Regions from separate parts of the Mus musculus genome. Here region 2 is linked to region 1. The links are chromatin loops, found by intact Hi-C in ENCODE. Cell type or tissue: gastrocnemius. All regions are shown on one strand.

Evidence for each region. Hi-C counts contacts between places; a loop is a spot of excess contacts. Peaks named below come from ENCODE experiments on the same cell type or tissue, not always from the same donor. Only the 100,000 strongest peaks of a DNase experiment are listed, where the experiment ranks them.
Region 2: a loop joins it to region 1, with 4 times the contacts of the local background. A loop is called at or near these places in 2 of 42 quality-filtered maps.

What each region holds. Positions count from the first base shown.
Region 1 is chr5:146,218,132-146,226,131 of GRCm38, reverse strand. Rnf6 (ring finger protein (C3H2C3 type) 6) reads left to right here and starts at 4,675. Exons shown (of 5, transcript NM_028774.3): 1 at 4,675-4,912; 2 at 5,648-5,730. Gm38745 (a long non-coding RNA gene) reads right to left here and starts at 2,415. Exons shown (of 2, transcript XR_868694.1): 1 at 2,079-2,415. In gastrocnemius, a CTCF peak has its summit at 4,708; DNase peaks (open chromatin) are centred at 2,140, 4,717 and 5,053; H3K4me3 peaks cover 2,779 bases; H3K27ac peaks cover 2,996 bases.
Region 2 is chr5:146,787,321-146,795,320 of GRCm38, reverse strand. Usp12 (ubiquitin specific peptidase 12) reads left to right here and starts at 365. Exons shown (of 9, transcript NM_011669.3): 1 at 365-706. The coding sequence starts at 659. In gastrocnemius, no CTCF peak of the experiment used is centred here; DNase peaks (open chromatin) are centred at 771, 1,138, 1,447, 4,132 and 2 more places; H3K4me3 peaks cover 2,980 bases; H3K27ac peaks cover 2,227 bases.

The sequences.
Region 1 (8,000 bases):
GCTACTGTGATTTTCCAACCATGATGTACTATACTTTGAACTCATAGTCAAAGTAATTCCTTTCTTACATAGCTTGGGGTATTTGGTCTCTTCAATAATATATGTAACTAATGCATTATCTTTTTCTATTTAAGAGTTAATCAAGGCCATGGTGGTAAACACCTTTAATCCTGGAACTTGAAAGGCAGAGGCAGGCAGATAACTGTGAGTTCTAAGTCAGCATGTATATATAGTGAGTTCCAGGACAGCTAGGGCTATATAAAGAGACTCTAGTGTGTGTGTGTGTGTGTGTGTGTGTGTGTGTGTGTGTGTGTGTAGAGAGAGAGAGAGTCAGAGAGAGACAGAGAGAGAGAAATAGAGAGAGAAAGACAGAGAGAGGCAGCAGAGTCTTGCCTTTAGAAATACAAACTTTTTAGAGCTGAAGAGGTAACGCAAGGGTTAAGAATACAGGTTGTTGTAGAAAAGGATGTGGATTCATTTGTCAATACCACATGGTGGCTCACAACCACCTATAGCTCCAGTTCCAGAGGGTCCGATGCCCTCTTCTAACTCCAGCAGGGACCATGCACATGTGCAGCACGTGTATACACACAGGCAACACGTTCTATAAAGTAATTCTAAAATACCTATTTTAAATATGCTATGGAATCTCTTAGCTTTCTTGCTTTCTAGCTTCCTTCCTTTCTTTCTCTTTCTTTCTTTTCTCTTCTTTTTTTTTTTTTTTTTTTTTTTTTGGGTTTGGTTGGTTTGGGTTTTCAGACAGGGTTTCTCTGTGTAGCCCTGGCTGTCCTGAAACTCACTCCATAGACCGGGCAGGCTTTGAAGACTCAGATCCCTCCCCACCCCCCCCCTTTGCCTCCCTAGTGGTAAGATTAATGCTATGTGCCACCACATGAAGTTTTTAAGTTTTATTTTTAAAACGATTACAAAAATCTTTTGTTCTGCTTGGAAACAAAGAAGAAAAAAAAATCAAGGTTAGAAAAAATATGGGCTGGAGAGATGGCTTAGACATTAAGAGCACTGACTGCTCTTCCAAAGGTTCTGAGTTCAATTCCCAGCAACCACATGGTGGCTCACAACCATCTGTAATGAGATCTGACGCCCTCTTCTGGTGCTCACAACCATCAGTACAGCTACAGTGTGTTCATATGCATAAAATAAATAAATAAATCTTTAAAAGAGAAAGAAAGAAAGAAAAATATGAATGAAAATAGAGAGTTGAGCCTGGTGGTGGTGGCTGCGGTGGCTGCAGTGCCAATGGCACACACCTTTGATCACAGAAGTCAGGAGGAGGCAGAGGCAGGTGGATCTCTGAGTTCCAGGCCAGCTTCATCCTCAAAGGGAGTTCCAGGACAGTCAGGGCTACACAGAGAGACCCTGACTCGGGGCAGGGGAGGGGTTGCAGGTGGAGGGATAGAGAGTTGAGAAGAGTTCAATTTTTCAAAATTTCTTTAATCTCTAACATTTTCTCACCAATTTCCTATTGATCTTTAATAGCTCCTTTTAACTTCAATATAGTGAGCCTGTCAACTTGTGTTGACTACCAATTTTATCAATTCTTTTTTATGTAAGTTTTTGTTTTGTTTTGTTTTGTTTTAAGTCAAAACAGGCTGCCTATTCACTTTAAATTCTCTGGGGTTTTTAGTTTTGTGTGTGTGTATTCCCCCCCCCCCCAACCCCCATCCAATTTTGGATTAAATGTTTCAATGAAGAGATACATAAAGCCAAGTTATCTTTAGATTTCCCCATTTTCCAAATACATATAAGTTAAACTAACACAATTATCAAACATAAAACCAGCTGGAGTACCACATGGCAGCTTTTCTCTGAACATTTCCTCCTTCCATGAATTAGACACGGGAGGAGAAGCCGAAAGCAAATGAACAAACCAAATGTCCTGAAAGCAAACAAACCGAACCGGGCACAGGCAGAAACCAAAAGAAACAGATGACTTTAAACAAACAAAGAGCTCCCTAAGCAAACAGGGAGAATAATAAAGTAACCAAACTAAGAGGATCCTCACAACCAGTGCAAAATAAAGCAAACCAAGGTAGGTCTAAGTCCCAGAAACAACTCACCAGCATTCCGCTGAGGAATCAACACCAAACAGTTGGCACTAGAGGCCCAGCCTGGCAACAATCCAGTGACTCCTATTACGAAATTGGATCATCTTTGGGGCTCCACATTCAGCCACCAAAACCCCTTAATGCAAAAGCAGTTCTAGCCTCAGAAAGAATGAGTTTGTCCTGGAGCCAAATGTGAGCGGCCACGGCTTGGGAAGACAGATTTCAGTTATTCCAAATACCATGTTCCGTAGCAGTAACAGATTCATGACTTTCTTTTTCCCCTGAGACAGGGTTTCTCTGTGTAGCCCCGGCTGTTCTGGAACTCATTTTGTAGACCAGGTTGGCCTCCAACTTAGAAATCCGCCTGCCTCTGCCTCCCAAGTGCTGGGATTAAAGGCGTGCGCCACCACTGCCCAGCTCATGATGGTTTTATAGTAACAGAACAAAGAAAATAAAATTGAGATACTTTCAAGATACCTTGATGGATAAAGCCAAATCTGGTGGTACACGCCTTTAGTCTCAGCACTCAGGATGCAGAGGCAGACAGATCTCTGAGTTCAAGGCCAGTCTGGTCTATAAAGCTAAGGACACCCAGGCTACACAGGGCTACCCTATCTCGAAGGACAAAAGGAAGGAAGGGAAGGAGGGAGGGACGGAGGGAGGGAGGGAGGGAGGGTGGAGGTTGGTGTTAACAGGCAGGCAGATCTCGTAAAAGCAGGAAAGTATGTGCTACTGGCCACAGATGCTATCTGCTTAGATTATTTTGAGTTGGTGGAAGCTAAGGGACTTTCCATAAGGCCTAACCTGCTAGTCACAAGGACGTTAGGTTACACACAGACATGGGTGATAAGTGGTTATTGTGGGGGGACATGGCGAGAGATATCCCAGGGTTATTTGGCTTTGACTTGTAACACAATCATGGAACTTTTAACCAATCTGCCTTGTAGAGTGTTTAACATGTCCCTGGAGGGGAGGGGGGAACGTCTGTTCACAAGTCCCACTTCCAGTATTAAAAAGAAATGGAAGGGACTTCAAGGTAAGGTGAGAGATGAGAGGGCTGGCTTGATGTGTGCCTCTGAAAGACATAGTCAGAGTAAGAAAAAAAATAGACATCTCCCCATCTTAGTCAAAGTTTCTATTGTTGTAAAGAGACACCATGACCAAGGCAACTCTTGTAAAGGAAAGCATTTCATTGGGGCTGGCTTATAGTTGTAGAAGTTTAGTCCATTAGCATCATGGTGGGAAGCATAGCAGTGTGCAGGAGATAATGGTACTAGAGAAGGAGCTGAGAGCTCTACATCTTAATCCATACACAGACAGCAAGGAGGAGACTGAATATGTTTCACACTGGCTGTAGCTTGAGCATCTAAAACCTCAAAGCCTTGCCTCCACAGTGACACACTTCCTCTAACAAAGCCACACCTCCTAATAGTGCCACTCACTATGGCCAAGCATTCAAACACATGGATCTACGGGGACCATTCCTATTCAAACCACCACAATCCCAAATAGAGCTATACAAAGAAAGCTTTAGAGAATCATGAAGCAATTGGATACTAGAAAAAAAACAAAGTCAGGCTACACAGAGACATACACCCACCACTGTCTCCATCACATAGCTCCCTGATGAAGTTGGGGAAAGGAACTCCAACAATAACCTTACTTCCAGAAGGAAACTCAAAGGAAAGTCTTATCCTCAGAACAACAACATAAAAGGACATATAGACAGTTTGGATCAATATTCAAAGGGAGAGAAAATAATCACCAAGCAGGACACCCTAAATAAGACCCAACCCACTTTAAAGCCATTGGTCTCCCCAATTGGGGTCACTTTTCTACAGGAGAAATCTGTAACACTCTCCTATGTTTTAAATATTAAACAGATGGGGAGAGAGGAGGGGAATCCTCCTGATAGACAGTATCACCTTTTACTCTAGTAGTTTCATTGATGCTAAGGCTTGCTACATCATGGTAACAAAGCACCCAGCAAACATGGTAGCACATCCCTAAGAAGGGCAAGAAGCTCACCAGCTAAAGGCCTGCCTGGGCTATATGAGCCCCCGTCTCAAAACAAAACAAAGTCACTCAATAATGAAAGAAGGGAGGAAAGAGTTATGAATCACAGCAGTATGCGCGTATTAAACTGATTAAGCCATTTGGCTGATGGGGGTGTCAGGAAAGGGCCCTACCAGGACCACAAGAAATGGTTGGGTAAATCTGGTGTCATATAATGAAAAAAGAAATTAGACAAGGGATAGCGGGAGAGAAAGAACGTGAATGGTTAATATTGGGAGCTTCGAAGTGCTTTCTCATCACAAGCACTTGATATTTAGTTTCCTCATCCCAGTGAACTACACTAAGGGAAAATTTCAAACTGGGTAGTTAACCCGGGTAGTAATGAGCAACGAACAGCTTGACAGATGCGTTTTTCTCCAGACTTCGTCAAAGGACACTGAAATACGAGAAGAGGAGCTGGCATTTCCAAAGGGTGGAAAGGCGCCTCCGCCTTCGGTCCTGAAGCCGCCACGGGCTCTGAGTGCCTTGACCCGAGCCCGCGACAGCCGGACCTGCGCACAGCAGATGCGGAACTCGGGCGCCGCGGCTCGGCTTCCGGGGAGCGCCGTTTCCAGACGCACCGGCAGGGTCGCTGCAGACGGTGGCCAGTCTTAGTTCTCCGAGGCGGTGCGAGAAGGCCGGAGATCGGACGCTCCTCTCTTAGCTTTCTCTCCGCCAGGTCGACTCCGAGCAGCAACACAGACTCTGAGCTTCGCGCCTCAGGGGAAGATTAGAGGGCGTAGCGGCCTTCGAAGGCTCGGCCAAGAACCTTCCGCCCCCTCGCCGCCTCGGTGAGAACAACCGCGGGTCATCGCGCTGGAGGTGGGGTCGGGGGGAGGGGGCGTTGGGTACACGGGGCGGGGGAAGGGTCATTTGGTGAGTCTCACTACTACTTCCGGGAGACGCCTCGGAGAGGAGGACGTGCTAGGGGGCGGGGTTCCGAGGGGAGAGACACTTACCTCTTATCCGATTGGCTTATTGCTTGCTGGTTGAGCTTTGCTAGTTGCTGATTGGCCGGCCCCAAAGCCAAATCCAGGTCGCAGGGGAAGCGTTACTTGAGGCTAGATTGAGGTGAGATTGGTCGGGTTCCTGAGTCCAGTTCGTTTACTGGAGTAGGGACTTCATCTTAACCCTAGTCGGGGGCCTCGATTAACAGGATAAGGAAAAGAACCAGTAGCGGGATGGTGGGGGCGGTTGACAACGAAGTGAAGGCTTAGAACTAAACTAACTTCCTCACCTAACCCTAGCTACACCCAGATGGGAACGTGATACGGTACGAAGGCCTTTGAGAAAGGAGGAGGCGCAATCCTCGGAGCGGTGACAGTGTAGGAGGAGAGACCTTCTGGGAGGTTTTTTTTTTTTTTTTGTTATCTAATTGTATGAGTCTCTAATTACCTAGATGATGGTATAACAGAACCTTCTGGAGAATTTAGCTCTGGCTTTGCAGAGGAGTCGGGAGACTACTGGGTGTTCCGGGACTTCAAAGAGGCAGTTTGCTGAATAATACAACTTTTGTTTTTATTCAGATGAGCAGCTCTCAAAAGAGGCACAAACATCAGAAGCATGGATACAGTCTCATCTGTTAGAAGAATGTTCAAAGGAAAATAAGGTATTCATTTTGCCTTACTTATGCTTAGTTAATCCAAGAATATTGCCTTGGAGGAGAAGATCTCTGGTTTTTTAATATTTTAAAGAACTTGACTTTTTTTGTCATTAGATTTCCACTTATTAAACATCTGTTTCAAAAATCAAGTTTCTAAGCTGGGCGTGGTGGTGCACGCCTTTAATCCCAGCACTTGGGAGGCAGAAGCAGGCGGATTTCTGAGTTCGAGGCCAGCCTGGTCTACAGAGTGTGTTCCAGGACAGCCAGGGATATACAGAGAAACCCTGTCTCGAAACACCCCCCCCACCCAAAAAAAAAAAACCAAGTTTCTGCTGTGACCACCAAAAATGCACTTTGCTAATAGTTACTGATTGCAGTGCAAATGGAAATCCTTTACTTTTTGATATTATTAATTAAATTAACATCTGAGTGAATCTTGCTCCCCCCAAGGGGTCTCATATGTGTGTGTGTGTGTGTGTGTGTGTGCGCGCACACACACACACATTCTTGAATGTTCTAGAATTCACTCTGTAGACCAGGCTGCTCTGGAGCACACAGAGATTAGTCTGCCTCTCTCCTGAGTGCTAGGAATGAAGACATGTGTTACTACACCTAGTTTAGTGGTTGGTTTTGTGTGTTAACTTGACACAAGCCAGAGTCATCACAGAGAAAAGAGCCTCAGTTGAGGAAATGCCTCCATGAGATCCAGCTGTAAGGCATTTTCTCAGTTAGTGGCCCAGCCACTATCTGTAAGTGGTGCTTCCCTGGGCAGGTAGCCTTGAGTTCTATAAGAAAACAGGCAGAGCAAGCCAGTAATCAGCACCCCTCCATGGCCTCTGTATCAGCTCCTCCCTCCAAGTTCTTGCCCTGTTTGAGTTCCTGTCCTGACTTCTTCCAGTGATGGGAGTGTAAATAAACCCTTTCCTCCCCAACTTGGTTTTTGGTTGTGGTGTTTCATCGGAGGAATAGAAACCCTAAGACAACTAACTAGCATTGCATTTTAAAATTAGGAGGGTTGTTTGTTTTTGTTTGTTTGCATTTTTTATTTGGTTTTTGGTTTTGCAGACAAGGTTTCACTGTAGACCAGACTGGTCTTGGACTCAGGATTCTCCTGCGTCTGCTTCCTGAATGCTGGAATTAAAGGTGTGCGCTACCACCCGCCTGCCTAGTTTATTTATTTATTTTATTTTATTCATTTATTTATTTATTTTTGGCTTTTCAGGACAGGGTTTCTCTGTGTATCCCTGGCTGTCCTGGAACTCACTCTGTAGACTAGGCTGGCCTCGAACTCAGAAATCTGCCTCTCAAGTACTGGGATTAAAGACGTGTGCCACCTCCGCCTGGCTTTATTTATTTATTTATTTTAAATGCATCCACTAGTCAAATGCATGTGTCAAGTCTTACAATAAAGAACTCAACATATAAACAACAACAAAACAACTTTTAGGAGCTAGTAGGTCTAGGCCTTTGCTTTAAAAGTTATCACCAAGTCAGACACAATTCAACACATATATCTCATATCTGAGTATTAAATTGATCATCTTCTTAAAATTTATCTTTGTCTCTCGAAATTGTGTCTAAAAGCATTCATCATGTTAAAATTTTAGGCTTGAATAATACATGTTCTTGATGTACAGAGGGCTCCCTCGTGCATCCTGGGACAGTTAGGAGTACAGCCCACTGTCTTTGTGATGTACAGAGGGCTCCATTGTGCATCCCAGGATAGTTAGGAGTACAGTCTACCGTCTTTGTAGATGATGATGTCCTGTACTCCTTCCAGAAAAGATGGTGAATAGAAAATGACCACCACTGTCTCACTGCAATTTATTGAGATGAAAATAATTTTTGCCTACTGTGTCTACTGAAGACTCAAAGTTGATGTCTCTGAGACTGAAAACCAACAGGAAACAACACACTGTGCATGGCTCTGAGGATTGAGAAAACACACAAGAGCTCTGGCTGTCTGTATCAGGCCATCCTTCAGTGTGGAATGGTTAGCCTCGGGAGTTTCTGGTTGTGGGGGCTACATTTGAGTGCTATCCTCGAAGCAGACTTTCTGCCTTGGTGAGGAGACGAGGAGAGGGAACACTGCTTCTTAGAATCTTAGAATATCAGTTCAGTAAGTCTCTAAAGGCAGTGGTGAATCACAGATGAAGAGATTGTTAGTGGCCTACATCGTGAGTTCTGGGCCAGCCAGGATTACATAGTAAGAGCTTACCTCAATAAACCAACAGCCAAATCAAAACAAAAAAAGTAGGAAGCATGTTAGCTCATGA
Region 2 (8,000 bases), 570 kb before region 1:
CAGTTTCCCAGATATGGTCTCCGTCTTCTGTTTCAACTGACTGTCAGTCGCTCTAAAGGCTGCTTGATGTCACAGACGCCGCAGAGCAAAGGCTCGATCCCCTAAAGACCCGCTCTTGCAAGCTAAGGTAGGTGCTTCACGTCGGCGCTAGGACCCATCTGCAGGAGGAACGCGGCACGGGTCTCGCCCCGCCCCAACGCGCACTGGGTGGAGCCGTCCTCCCCAAGCTCGCCCCCCCCCCGTGGGAGGGCGGGGCACCATGGGCGTGGCACAGCTGCGGTGGGCGTGGCGGCGCCGGAGGCGGGCGGGGCGGAAGGACGCTGCCCGGTCGTCGGGGCGGTAGGGCCTGCGCGGAGCTCTCTCCCCAGCGCGCTGGGCGGGGTGTGCTGTGAGCGGCTTCCCGGGCAGGCGCGGGCCCTGAGGCGGCGGCTGCGCCGTGCGCCGGGGCGGAGCCGGGGGCGGGCGGGCGGCCGGCGGGCGGGGGCTGGGCCGGAGGAAGCCTGAGCGCCCGCGGCGACGACGGCAGCGGCGGCCCAGCAGGCTAGAAGCGTGGGTCGGCGGCGGCTCCGGGTGCGGCCGCGGGCTGCGGAGCGAGCGGGCGGCCCGGCTCCCCGCGTCCCCCGCCCGCCGCGACTGTCTGGAAGATGGCGCCGGGCGGATGGAAATCCTAATGACAGTCTCCAAATTCGCCTCCATCTGTACCATGGTAGGTGCGGCGGCAGCGCGGCCCGGGGGGCCGGTCCCCGCCTTCGAGGCGCCGCCCGCGGGCCTGGTCGTGTGCGGGCGGACCGGGCGCGGGGCCGAGTGGCCGCGGGGAAGGCGTGCTGGACACGGCAGGCGGGGCCGGGACACTGGGGATAGGACCGACCGGGGCTCGGGGTTGGGTCCTGACCACGGGGTCGCAGTTGAGGACGGGGAGCTCTGGGTCTGGGCACCGGGGACTCGGGGACTGTGGCTGGGGACTAGGGCCTGGGGGCTCAGGGACGGGGTTGGGGGTAAGGGCTGCAGACTGGGGTTGGGGACTTGGGGACTCGAGGTGTGGACTGAGGTTGGAGGCTGGAGCCGGGACTTTAAACTGGGGACTGGTACCGGGAAGCGAGGGGATTGTGCCAGGGGAAGGGACGCGGCATTTCCTTGGGGCCCTGCGCGGGGCAGGGCGGGGGTCTGCGGCAGGAAGGAAGGGTCTCGATCCTACTGGAAGACGGAAGTCCTGGCGGAGTTCCTCCTCGGGTTAGGTGGAGCCCCAGGCCCTGGCTCGGGAAGGGGGCGTGTGAAGGTGGAAACTTTTAAGAGTGCTGTTGAAATGTTTTCTTATTTTCAACTCTCTGAAGCGATAGGAACTCTTGCGGCTTCCAACCTGTGTCCGTCCAGATGGCAGCCTTGTCTCTGGGAATCTGTGTTAATCTTGAAAAGCTGCATTCGCTTTCCTGTCATTTGTTTATTTTAATAGAGCAGACACCGCTGTGTGGGGTTGAAGTACACAGATTCCCCCGAAAAAAACGAAACGCGCGCGGGTGGGTTCCAAACGTGTTTTTGTGCATTGCCAGAAGCACCACGGCTTCCCACGTGATAAAGCAAATCCATTACCTCCTTTATGAACTTCGCCGTAGAGATTGTGATTTATGAATCAATGAAAAAAGTTACTCTTTGCAGTGTGGGTCTGGAGTTATTTACCAAAGACCTGCACCTGCTTCATCTCCGTTTTTGTGTTCTGGGTTGTATCTAGGAGATTCTCCAAACCATCTTCCACCTGCAAGTGATCTGTGGTTGTGTGTGAGTGTGTGTGTGTGTGTGTGTAAGGAGTGGAGAATCAGGTAGGAAAAGTGGACTCTGTGCTACTTTCTGTGGAACAGTATTAAAAAAAGGGGTGGAATAAGTGGACTTAAAATCCACAGCATCAAAAAAGTCGGAAGATTATGGAATCACTGAAGGCTCCATTTTCCCACGTGGGTAATTCTTCTTTCCTGGGGTTGAGAAGGGGGCTGTGTTTACAGTTACTGGGATTGGTTGTGCTAATTAGACATGCCACATGGGATAATCGAATCTTTCATAGTGATAATTTTGCCAGATTGCTGAGCTCCGTGTATTTTGGGGTCATGGTTCATTGACAAAGTCGAAGGTTTCAGGAGTGGTGTGATTCCTGTAGTCTGTTCATTCACTCAGTTTAGTCAAGTATCCATCTAGCACCAGCTGACTGGAACTGGGGCTACAGCAGTGATCCAGACAGTTGCCACAGCAGGGCTTTTTATGGCATGCTTCTAGCCCAGGACTTTGGGTGTAGAAAGATCACACTTTCCAGGCAAGTGTAGCTAAGACCTCCTGTCAAAAGAACTGACCCTCCCTAACCAAAGATAATGCCCACTTTCTTGTGTTTACTACTACTTGAGGGAGACAATACTCATGTATGTAATAATGTAGCACAATCAAATAAGAGCAACAAAGGGCGTGGTGGGTTGTGGCACTCTCAAGGCAGAGACAAGCAGATCTCTGAGTTTGAAGCCAGCCTGGTCTACAAAGTGAGTTCCAGGACAGCCAGAGAAACCCTGTTTCCAAACCAAACAAACACCCCCCCCCACTTCCCCCAACCCCCCAAAAAACCTAACATCCACAAAACAACCCCAGAAAAGAGCAGCAGAGGACAGAGCCCTGCCAGGGTTCTCTATCCAGAGAGAGGCTGATGTCCACTCCCAAGCTCACTCTCCTTAGGGCTTCTGCCCGGGTCCGGTAATTGCACATGGTGTGTGTATGCTTTTTGGCAAATGCATAGGCATCCATGCCTGGCCAGAGTGAGACTGTTAGAAAGGTGCTATTAAGATTGGGCGTGTCTGTGTTCTTACTTGAATAAATCCTACTACCCTCCCGGAGTAGGTTCTGAGCATCAGAGTGATTTGCAGTTTTGAGTGTAAGGGAGCTTGCTGTCCATCTTCTGAGAATGAATTGAAAGTGAAAATGAGAAACAGCCTGCTTGTAGGTTCTGTTTTGCTTGGAATGTGAACTGTCCAGCGAGTAACTCTCTTCAGCAGGTCACGTGACCTGAACAACACCCTGCCTTAGACAGTTGCACAGGACTTTTGTGATCTCGGGAGTACTGTGCTGTCTATGGTCCCCCTTACCTTTCAGTAGTTCATGGTGGGGGGGTTGTTTGTTTGCTTGATTTCCACCTTTGCTGCAGTTTTGAAACAGGGTCTTCTGTAGGTCACGCTGAGTTTGAATTTGGTATGTAGTGGTGGCTGGCCTTGAACTCATGATTCTCCTGCCTCTACTTTCCAGTCACTGAGATATCAGGCATGCACCATTACACCAGGTTTAGACTGAGGGGTTTAGTGAAAAACTTACCATTTATTTATGCCATTTGATTGGAGCATTAACATCTTCATACAGTGCAGAGAGGCCTTCATTTACTCACAAGGTGAGTTTGAAGTAGAGGGAGGGAAGGCTGAGTGAAGCTGTGGAACAGTGGAGGGAAGGGGACTCAGAAATGGATGCGTCAGCAGGTCAGAAACAGAGAAACACTTGATGAATTGAAATTTTATTCTGTTAAGTATGGAAGTTTACATAATTTTTTCACTTGTCAAAATAAGGTGCAGAGCAAACCTGCAGTAGCTTTATTGGGTGAAATAGATTACAAATAAGTCTTCAATATTTTGAATTTAGATCTTGATTCAGATCAGGCCTTGATTCAGATCACTGTTCTGCCTTTGTGTGAAAATGAGTGTGATGTGTTTGTCTTGGTGTTGTGGCCTGGCTCAGAGAGTGCCTGTCTTCAGACTGTCGTGAGCGTGCCTCCAGAATCGGTTCCCTACTGGCCACTCTAGTACACCTTCAGCTTGGTGTGCGGCTGCTCCTTACGGGAGATTACTGTTCTCACAGCCTGGTGCAGTGTGGTTCATGAACTGCTGAGTTCTGTACTTAGTAATCAGCGAACAGCAGAGGGTCCTGGTTGGAAATCAGCAGCAGCCCGCAGCTAATCCAGGTGTCCAGGATGTCTTCCGGAGACCAGGGCTGCCCACTGGGAGTTTGTAGCACTGGCTGAAGCTGGCCGCTGTCTCTGGTTGTGGGAGTCCTGGTTGGGAAAGACTTATTGGGAGGGAGATTGGATAGAGCAGAAACAAGGAGGTGAGCGGCTTCTCAGCTTGAGATGGCACTGGCTTGGCTGCTTGCCTGGCAGGAGGTGTGCGTGTGTGTGCGCGAGAGTGAGTGTGGGTGTGAGTGAAGTGAAAGCCACAAGGTAGGTGCTAGGTTGTACTGGACTCTGACGTGGAAACTATAAAGCACTTATTGCAGCCATCTCAGGTAAAGCTGGTTCCCTTGCCTTTTCTTGCTGCTGGGCTAGTATGCGTGTGTGGGCATGCAGCTTAGCATCATTCCAGAAAGGAGGGGGACAGCCCTAAAACTTAGGCTTTATCTGAAGGAACATGGAGAAATGAGCAGGTCACTGCCTTGCCTTCCTTTCCTCTGTGTCCCTCCTGCTCTCCACCCCCTTACTCCTTTCTGTGTTTGGAGAACTCCTGAATCTCCTGCTTCCACTTGTCAATCGAGCGATGAAATTAAAGGTAGGCTCCTCCATTCTTGGAGTGCTTCCTTTCTGCAGTCATCAGGATTGATAGTTTGACTTTTATGTCTCTGGTGAGAAACTGTTTCCCATAAAACATGTAGTGAGAAATGCCAGAAGGACGTTTAGGGACATTTAAGAAACTCTTAGATGTTCTGTCCTGATCCAAATCAAAATTCATTTATGTGGAGGCAGAGGAGAGAACTTGGGAGCCATAGTCCTTAGGTTTTTTTTGTTTTTTCTTTCTTTCTTTCTTTCTTTCTTTTTTTTTTTTTTTGCAATGTGTCTTCATTAGCTTGCTTTCTAATGAAGCCTGATGTTTGATTTTGGAATTAATTTTGGGTGATTGTTCATTCACAAACCCTTGAAGCTTGTCCAGTTTGTCACAGCTGTCCCTAGTTCAGTTATGGGATCATGGACTGGAGACCCAAGAAGCTGAGCTTTGGGCTGTGTATTCTATAAGCCTGTTTTCTGCCCCGCTCCCCAAGCCTGACTGTAGGCGACAGTTCAGTCGTCCCAGCAGTCACTATCACGATTGTTTCAAAAGTTGACCAATAAGCACGGAGAGTTGAATGTTTTAAGATAATTTGGCAAGATGACTGGGTCACAGGGGTGGGTAATTAGGTGGCCAGCAGGTTACGTGTTTATGGGATCAGAGCAATGGTTCTCTCCTGATGCGAGACCTTTAATATAGTTCCTCATGCTGGGGTGATTCCCACCCATAAAGGTATTTTATTGCTGCATCATAACTGTAATTTTGATACTGTTATGAATCGTAATGTAAATATCTGATATGCAGGCAATCCATTATACAAAGTCAGAGGGGGTTGCGACCCGTACTTTGACAACCCTGCTGTATTAGAGGGTAAAGTGATAGATATAGTTACTAAGCATGAAATTATGTCTAAGACACTTGCACCAGTAAAGGTGCTTTGCTGAACCTGGAGTAAAACAGCTCACTGGGGTCCGAAAGGGGGCCTTGCTTCATGCCATGTGGCCTTTCTGGTGTCTTCTTCCACCTCTCGATAATCTTACTCTAGGAGATCCCGAGTTGGTTAATGACCACCCAGTCCTGATCCACTTGGTTAGTTTCTGACACTGAATCTGCACTTCAGCCGCTCTCACGCAAGGCTTTTCTTTTCTTTTTTTTTTAGTTCTATGCCTTTGACCAAGCCACTGCAGAGGAGGTTGTTTCCTGCTGCCTGACCACATTCCCTTCTTCTTGCCTGTAAAGTGATGTTAATTCCTCTAACACAGCGTACCGTAGTCTCAGGAAAGACTGGCCATGTGTGCATTTCTTATCCTTCCAGAAACCCTTGAGCTTTAACCACACTGGGGGGTGCGGACGTCTCTCTTTTAGTAGTCACTTGCAGAAACTCAATAGGCTGTTTTACTATGTATTTTATTCTGCATCATGCTATAATAAAAGAGGTACATTGGAGCCCAGATTTTGACATTTAGATGTATGTGTGGGGAATAGTTTTCTTATAATTCTGAACTGTTTTTGTCATCTGTGAATACAAGGATTGAGTCAGACATTTCTTTTAATTAAGAAAATGATCATCTGTGTGTCCATGATATGCATGTAAGTGTATGTGCCATGGTGAGCATGTCCCCTCATATGTAGGTGGGTTCTGGGGATTGGACTTGGGTTGTCAGACTGGATGACAGGCACCTTTACATACAGAGGGCCGGCCATCTTGCTGGCCCAAGTTAGACAGCTTTTGGTGAGCATTGCACGGTTTCCTTTAGATGTGAAGTTGAGGTCTCGTCCCTTGAGAAGTTGTAACCGATGTGATCATGCTGTCTGTGCTCACATTGGCAGCTCACAGTCTTGTTTGATTTTCCTAGCTTCTTTTTAGTGTTAGAGAATTTATGCAGAATGACAGCCCACAGTGAATACACATATCCTCCCCTCAAGTCTTCACTGAGGATTAGTGATCGCAGTACTTTATTACCATCAGGCTGATCCAAAGGGCTGTTTACTAACCCCAGCTTCTGCACCTCGTCTGTGGGAGGCACACACTCCACACTAAGCTGCACCCTTGACACTTTGTTTGTTCTGGTTTGGGCCTTTGAGATAGGGTCTGGTGTATAGCCCCGGAGATGCTTCTAGCCTGATCAGTGCGTTTCAGCCCCTGAGAACTGGATGTGCAGGGTCCCAGCTCTGCACCCCCACACCTGGCTTTCTCAATTTGGACACCGTTTTCACCTGTACTTTTGGAAAGAAAAGCATGCACTTGGACTGGTTCTCTTATTTAAGGGTCCACATTCATTCCCTAACTGTGAACTGTGTCTTTAGACAATGACAACCTGCCACTCGCTCGCTTGCTCGCTCCCTCGGAGGGGTGCCCTGCTCCCGCTGCTTCCCCTGGCTCCTGCCGGGTTTAAGGTGTGTGTGTTGCCCTGGTGAATCTCATAGCCCAGCAAACACTTGCTGGAGTCTAAACTTACCAATTCATCCATCATTAGTTATTAGCAGCAGCTGCCTCTGAGGACACTCACTTACATTTAAATCAAATGATGACATTAAAGCTAAGAATGAAATTGATCATCTTCTTCTGGTTTGAATAGTTTGGGAATTACTTTGTTTCGTCTGGGAACAGCAGTGACTGACTGGGCACCCCGGTCTATCTTAGAGGTTCAGACAGCTTGAGAGCACTGTGTGAGGAGACAGAGTGATGTTTGTTTGTTTGTTTATTTATTTATTACCAGGTTGAGGGTTGAACGCAGTGATCGTACATGCTAAGCACATGCTAACCCTATACTCTGTCACCCCAGCATCCAGCCTAAATATTTTAAATACAATGGAACACCATCCTTGAATCAGAGCAGGCATGTCTGTTTCAGCCAGCCTTAGCCTTCCTCCAGCATGTTGTTCTCCAGCTAGAAGCTCAGGCTGTGTCTCACACTCAGCTGCCTGGTTGCCCATCCTCTCTAGAGCCCTGTTTTGTTGCTTTGGGATACACCTATTAGTAGATACTTTGTCTCTTGGGTTGAAGATTACTTAAATACCTATATGTTACCTTGAGGTGTTGGAAAAAAACATAATTAAGTCCTAGATGTCAATGTAGGCCACTCATTTGAATACTCAGAATCAATGTTGTGGGGGAATTCTTGAAAGATCTGAGTGTTTAACATGCAAACAATTCATATAGATGATTGTGTAATGTGCACAGAGTTTGAATAGAAGGAGGCAGGAATGGTGTAAAGATTTTGTTTTGGAAGAAAACAATAAAAACTGGAGTGGGTGTGGTTTTGTGGGCCTGTAAGCACCTGGGAGGCTGAGGCAGGAGGATCACCAGCTTTAGCAGCAGGCCAGCTTGAGCCCTGTATTGAGACCCTGTCTTAGGGGAAAACTGAAAGCCCAGATTGCTGACGGTACAGTGTGATGTGCGCTGGCTGGCTGAGGTGCTAAACAGTCTCTAAAAACATTTCTAGTAAGGTA